2 separate regions of the Homo sapiens genome follow, and region 1 is linked to region 2. Evidence: chromatin contacts called from ENCODE Hi-C data. All regions are on one chromosome and are shown on one strand. Each heading gives the region's core, a stretch centred on a gene start or an enhancer-like site at or near the end of the contact. The rest is flanking DNA. Distances are from core to core; before and after follow the strand shown.

Evidence for each region. A loop is a pair of places that touch in the nucleus more often than their neighbours do. Pooled maps may share reads with other maps.
Region 1: a pooled map of right lobe of liver shows a loop between it and region 2 (2.2-fold over the local background). The contact joins the promoter of AS-PTPRE here to the promoter of FOXI2 in region 2. A Hi-C loop is called at or near these places in 1 of 168 maps with a recorded cell type or tissue (pancreas) and 2 of 50 pooled maps.

What each region holds. Positions count from the first base shown.
Region 1 is chr10:128,060,833-128,064,498 of GRCh38, reverse strand. AS-PTPRE (lncRNA antisense to PTPRE protein-coding gene) reads left to right here and starts at 2,074. Exons shown (of 3, transcript NR_136150.1): 1 at 2,074-2,372; 2 at 3,655-3,666. It overlaps PTPRE (protein tyrosine phosphatase receptor type E), which reads right to left. Exons shown (of 21, transcript NM_006504.6): 8 at 3,484-3,560; 9 at 2,784-2,820; 10 at 1,319-1,416. RefSeq lists enhancers at 393-991, 1,331-1,540, 1,951-2,000, 1,332-2,531.
Region 2 is chr10:127,735,346-127,738,709 of GRCh38, reverse strand. It overlaps FOXI2 (forkhead box I2), which reads right to left and starts at 1,525. Exons shown (of 2, transcript NM_207426.3): 1 at 926-1,525; 2 at 1-190. The coding sequence starts at 1,436.

The DNA of each region.
Region 1 (3,666 bases), core at 825-3,324, 330 kb before region 2:
TCCCTCGCGTGGGTGTCCTCCTCCATGGCCGCTACAGCGCAGGCAGAGTGAAGAGTCCTGGGCTGGGAATCCCCTACTTCCCTCTGTCACTCTTCCCTCTTCCCCATGACAAAGCATGACAAGGGCAAGATTTGCAAGGGCAAAGGGGTGGCCCTCCACAGTCCTGTTTCAGCTCCCCCCAGAGCAGAATGAAAGCCTCCATCCTATTCCTGACCAGAAACGGTGGCTGGAGGCTGCTTCCTGTGTTTTGGGTGGCAATTAGTAAGCTGGCACTGCGGGGACCAGAGCACCTCCCAGCCTGCCCTTCCTGTGGGCTCCTGCCACCCATCTTCTGCCCCAGCTGAGCTCCCCAAGGCCTGGTACTCCCATCTAAAAATGGCAGCCCTTCCCCACAGTCCTCGCTACAATGCCTGGGAACTGCTGGGGCCAGGCCAGCAGATGACTGAGGAGCTCAGGACACAGCAGGCCCTGAGCAGGGCCGGGCAGGACACACGGCTCCCACTGAACCGGGCCTTCATGCCAGAACACGCCAGAAGCACAGCCTCCTAACTTCGCCCCACCTGTGGTAAGTGTCCCTCAGGCTCCCAGTTCTTCTTTCATTCTGGAGAGTGAGCTCACTGCCTATGGCATGGCTCCCTGCCTGTCACTCAACCCCACCCCCGCACCCAGGCTCCCCACAGCCACCACTTCTCAGCCCTGAATTTGAGCCCCTACTCCTTGCACCTGGGACAGAGCTGGCCCAGCACAGCAGATGCTAATGAGTACTTGTTACATTAGGAAACGAATCAGTTCAACTTTTCTTCTTTGTCAATGATTCAAATTCTTATAACGTACATGCATCCTTTTTTGAATTAGAAACAGCTAATTAAATATATTCGGATGACAAATCAACATTTCTTCAATATACCAACGTTTTCCAAAAGCATTTCTCTAGTCTGGATAATAAGCGCGAAATCATGTTCATTTCTAGCCTGAGCTCTGCCGCATGACACGCTCAACATCCTAAAACTCTAAGATTCATGTCTCTCATCAGGCAGGCAGAGCCATGGGGCCAGCCGGGGGCCACTCTTACTTGGGAAAAAAAGGAAACTCTTGTGTCATTGTGTTATCACAGATTAGATAACAGTGAGATGCTGGGGACACAGGGGATTTGTTTCGTGAAGAAAATGCTGTAAGCCACTGCATGTGTTTGGGTTTTTTTCTGCAGTGATAGTGGGAGGAAGGGAGGGAAGTAGGAAAAGGAAGTGGTAAGAACATCCCCAGCCCGGCAGCAGCAGCTGAAAGGAAGTGATACCGGGGCCAGATGCCTGGAACTCACCTCTTTCCTTTCTTTCAAGTTTGTTAACATGACGATGGTCGCAGACTTTTGCTCCCAGACCATTCTCCAGAAGTCGTTAACCGTTTCCTGTTTGGGACCTGTGTGTAGAGGACAATTTCGAAGTCAAAAGGCATGAAGGGAAGTCCCTTTGGGGTCCCAGCCCCGGCACCCTGGCCGTTGGCCCCTGGACAGCTGTTCACTCCCTTCTCAGGCTTGTTGGGGACACACACGTCATGCCCTGAAGCGTTCCGGAACCGGTAGGGGCTGCCTGTCCTGCCACTCACCCACTCCAGCTAGGAACTCCTCAGTGGGCAAGATAATTGGGCCCAGGTTGAGTTATGACGTTCACAGGTAAGAAGCAGGGTTCAGATGAGGGCTGGGTCTACAGCCAAGTGTGGGAGAGCTGGTGAAAGCCTTGCGAGAGGCAGAGACTGGCCAGCCTCACCCTGCATTCCCAATCCCCTCCTCTTTGTCAAAATCTTACTCTCAGCATGGTGCTGTCCAATACGATATGAGCTAAAGTCCCTCGGGAGGGGGATGTGAACAACAGACAAAGTGTCACTAGGAGAAAGTCCTCTGCCCCTATCCACTTCCTGTCTGAGCTGCGGCTATTTTGCAGTCCCGAGCTAAGTGCTACGTGCTGAGGGGGATGGGCGGGGAGATAAGGAAGCCCCTGGCCCTGCTGCTGTCCTGCCGTGGGCTAGCTCCCTGTGGGTGTCTGCTGGCAAGAGAGAAACACATGCTTTCATCTGCTTCAGCCAGGATCGTCAGGTTTCCTGAGGTTTCCAGCTGGGCACATTCCTGATGGCCTCTGCGTGTGCACATGTGTGTCCTTTTTTCTTAGAGATTCTGCATTTGTAACAACTTCCCAGGTGATTTTGATGGACGCTGACTTTCAGAGCTCATTGCCCTAAAGACTCCTGGCCTAAGAGTGAGGAAGTCTGAGGAATCTGGTTTCAGCTCCACTGATATCTAACCGCACGTACACCAGGTCCTGCAGATGACAACCTCTGGTGGAACGGAGTGATGCTGGATTCAGTACTCAACACACAAGGTAGCCCTGTGCAAGGTGAAGGGCACGTTTTCACAGCTGAAGTATATTCTTAGTTATGGCCTTGATCTGAAAAGCTATTCACCCCACTAACCCCTCGCCCAAACTTGGGGAGCCATGTAGGGCTCAGCCAGCTGAGAGAAATTCAAGGTTATCTGACGCAAGTATTAACAAGCTGGAATGGCAGCCGGGGCCATTGCGTGCCCTGTGTTCACACCATATAGGTGTGGGAATAAGTGTGTGTTTCTCTGACTACACATATCCGTTGTGTGAATGGATATCTAACGTGTCTGTTAGGTGTAAACACACACACACAAATCCAGTATAAGTCCTTGGTCTTGTTGGCATACAGAGAAGGAAATAAGAGCTATTCACGTTACCAAAAATACGTTGAGAAATTAATAAAAAGCTTACCTTGAGCTGCTATGAATTTATTCTTCTCTTTGTAACCCTAGAAAAAATAACATCAGATTTATATTTTTTCAGAATTATCTTTGCTGAAAGGATTTGTTGGTGTTGCTGTTAGGAAAGCAGTACATATTCACCATGGAAAATTTGCAAAACACAGGAAAAGGTTAAGAAGGAAAGAAAACTCACCAGCAATTCCAGAAATAACAAATCCTACTTCATACGTCCCCTCTCTAGTCTGTTTTTCTGCCAAACCTTTCCCAGACTCACCCACAAGCAGACATGCAGACATTTCTGTCCTCTAATTGGGTGAACATGTACAATTTATTTTATGTTGTATTTTTAATGGGAATTTTATAATTGATATTAAATGATCTTTTAAAGATTAATACAAATCAAGTTCTAATAGTCCACTGCACATGGTTTTACCACAATCTGTTTAACTACCCATGCTCCCTGTTCTATTTGGTCAGGAATATACATAATGCTGTAGTGAACATCCTCTGTGATCATCTCTGTCTCTTGAATTCAAATTCCCAGATGCTGATGCCAGTGTGTAAAGCACGGGCAGTTCCGTACCCTTTGTGCTTGTGGCCAAACTGCCCAGAAAGGTTGTGACAATTTACACTCCGGGCACCAGACAAGAAAGTGCTTACTGCTCATGCCCCAGCTGGGCCAGGGGAACAAGAAACCTCTGCCCACTTACATCTATGTAGGAAGCATTGATGTAGTCTGAACAGGGAATTCCATCCAGTTGGCTCAGAATCACCCTAGAATGGTCATCTGGAAAAAAAACCCAAACAAAGCCAAGATATTAGGACCAGGAATCACAGTGCTGTCTCTTCCAGAAATCACAGTGCTGTCTCTTCATCTGCAGTGTCAGCTCCTG
Region 2 (3,364 bases), core at 276-2,775:
GGCGAGGCCTGCAGGTCCAGGCAAGCCGCGCTCGGGGGCTCCAGCGCTGGCGCCTCGGCCCCTCCCACGCTCCTGGCTCCCGAGCGCACGGCCGCGCTGGCTTCAGCTCTCCTCTTCCTCTTCCTTCGGAAGTTCCCGTTGTCAAACATCTTCTCGCAGTTGGGGTCCAGGGTCCAGTAATTGCCTTTACCTGCAGAAGAAGAAACAGCCCAGTTCAGAAGGTTCGAGCTTTGACGGGCCGTGGTGTGAGCCAGCGAGGAGGTCAGCTTCAGAAAGATCCCCTGCTGGCCCTTACAGAGGGTCTGAGTCCTCGCCCCCATTCCACCCTTGACGGGCACTCTGTACCCGATGGGCCTCCACAGCAGGACTGGGAAGAAAGTGACAATCCAGAAAGGAGGAGGAAGGGAGCCCTGGGAAAGGCCGAGCCCCGTTAAGGTGAAGGAAGGCCTGCGAGATGCTAATGGTGGGACTCCGCCAGCCGCTCTGCCAAGGACAGCGCAGACCACGCCAGGCCCCCAGGTAGGCTCCAGAGCTTTCCAAACGGGCATCCTATTTGTTTTGCCCATCCTTGGGGTAGGCGCTGTCTTCCCCATTTTACCAGGTAGGGCACTGAGGCCCAGGGAAGTTGAGTCACTCCCAAGGTCACCCAGCTTGCTGGCTCTCCCGCTTCTTCCTCCGAAGGAGCGCACAGAGATTGAGAGCCCCGGGACCGCCGCACTGTAAACGCGGGCCTGTGGTGGGCTCAGCCGCTGTCTGAGAACCTGTCCATGCCCAAGCACTTCTTCCCCTTCTCCCTCCTCCCCGGGTATCCCCAACCGCGCAGGGAGAAATTAGGTTGTCTAAGGTGCTCCCACCCCCGGAGTGCCCGCGGCCCGGCGGGAAGATGGGGAGTCCTGGACGGAGCGAGCCGGCGCGCCGCTGTTACCTGGGTCGTCCTCGTCGCGGGGCACCTTCTTGAAGCAGTCGTTGAGCGACAGGTTGTGGCGGATGGAGTTCTGCCAGCCCGCCTTGCTGCGCTTGTAGAAAGGGAAGTTACCAGCCACGTACTGGTAGATCTGGCTGAGCGTCAGCTTCCGCAGCGGCGCGCTCTGGATGGCCATGGCGATGAGCGCCGAGTAGGAGTAGGGCGGCCGCACCAGCCTCAGCAGCTCCTGCTGGCCGGAGAGGCTCAGCCAGGCGAGGTCGGCGCCCGCCAGGCCGCCCGGGGCGCCGAGGAGCGGGCCGGGAGCCCCGTAGCTCGGGGCCGCGTAGGGCGGCGCAGGCCCGGGACCCGAAGCGTAGGACTTGGGGCTGAGCGCTGGCGCGTTCACCCACAGGAGGGGGCCCCCGCCCACCGCGCCCAGATCCCCTGGCTCATAGCCCGGGGGGTGCGCGGTGGCCTGGGCCTGGCCGGGCGGGGCCGAGGAGGGGCCCAGGTCGTCGCAGTAGGTGGCCATGTCCAGCCGCGCCCGGGCCTGGGCCAGCGGTGCCGCACCGAAACTCACTGGCGACCCATCCAGCTTGGCCGCCAGCAGCGCCCGGGTGCGACCAGCCCGGCCCAGCCCTCCGCCCTTTAAACACCGTCGGGGCCAGAGCCCATGGAGAGTGACGGTGGCGAGCCCCTCCCCTGGCAGCCCTGGAGGAGCGAAATCCTTGTCCTCGCCCTGGTGTCAGTTTTCCGCCCCGCCCAGGCCTGACACGTCCTGGACCGGACGCCCCTCTGATTCCCCCTTCCTCCTTTGTGCGATCCGTCCCGAGTCCACAGTCGCTCGCGGTCTTGGTTGCAGGGACCCTAAGTCCGTAGCCTCGTCTGGCTTCACGGGCCCCGCAGCCCCGACTGCCCTGGACCGTACCACGACTCCTCAAGGCCCCCAGGGCTGTGGCTTGGGAGCCCCGTCCAATGCGCGGCCCCTTTGCTCGGCTCGGGACATCTCGCCCCAAAGAAACTCGCCTCGCCGGGGCCCCTGGGTTACCCGGGACTCGGGGCTAGGGATAGAGGGCGACTACACTGCGCAAGAGATCGCAATGAAGTCCGTAGATCTCCAGGCTGGAGCCGCAGAGCGAGGTGGCGAGGTGGAGAACGCGGGGCTGGGCCTGGACAGCGGCCCTGGGGTCGTCTGGAGTCCTCGCTCCCTCAACCCGGAAGGCAGCGGACTGACATCTGCGCCGAAGTCGCGCGTACCCCACGGAGGGTCGGGACCCTGGAAATTTCGAACGCCCCAGCAGTTCAGGGCAGTCATCGCTTTTCCCAAGCCGGGGAGTCCGGGGCCCCGCCAGGTTTCTCCGCGCTGTGACCTCGGGCGCGCAGAGCGGAGAGCGCCAAGCTCTCTGCTGGGTGTCGGAGGACGCGCCGAAAACAGGGACGTCTCTGCAGTGCGTCCGACACCAGCTCTCCAGTCCTGCTGCCGCCCGGGGTTGCTGCAGCCCGGGTTATCCCGGCCCCCCAAGCTGCCCGGCTTTCGGCCTCCCCTGCTCCCCGCGCTGTGGGGTGGCGGAGGATGGACCCAGGCTGACGCTGGGCTGGGTACCTGGAAAGAGGGCCCGCCTCCCGGACTCCGAGTCGGGCACCTGTGCGAAAGAGGCGAAAATTCAGGCCTGGTGCTCAAGGCTCAGAGATGAGGAGACCTCCCCATCCCCCCAGATTCCTGCCGGCGGTGTTGGCGCTGACCTCCTGGAAGCTGGCCTCGCCCTGGGTATTCCCCAGCGTTACGCGGGCCTGTGGATCTAATTTTAATTCATTTGTAAAACAAAAGGACCAACCCTTCCCGACTTTTGGCGGTGGAGGAGGCTTGTAGGTTGAGGCCAGCGGTTCGATCGAGGAAAGAGTTTGGGTTTGGGGATTAAAGGGCCCATTTGAGTCAGCGACTTACTGGTGGTGCAGCCCCTCGGCCTCCCAGATCGTAGTTCCAAATTTTATGTAAAACAACTAATTTATGGAACAATTTAACAAATGGCAGAAAGAAGTGAGAGTCCCTCTGTTGGGACGTTGGCCTCTCGCCTTAGAAGTGAAGCCCCTTCAGAAGTGGTGGGTGAACCGAAGGCATTTCCCAAGCAGTCAAGAGAAAAGAAATACCCCAAAATGGTTCTTTGAGGTCGGCTTTTCGGCTGGACTCTGCCCCCTTTTCCTTCCCCCTTTCCCAAAGATTTCTGATTTTTGTCAAAGGAATGCTAGTTGTGGGGGTCCCAGGTGCCTTTTACGAAGCCGCCCTCCCCTTCCATCCCCGTCGTTGCAGGGGCGGTTGCGGGGTCAACGGGAAGTACTCGGGGTGGGACACGCCTCTTCTTGCTGAGTCTCAGGTGAACACAGTCTATTGCTTCCACCCAAAAGAGCAGCCAGTGCCACCTGCCACTCAGCTTAGCGATTTCCAGTGCCCCCCTCAGGGGA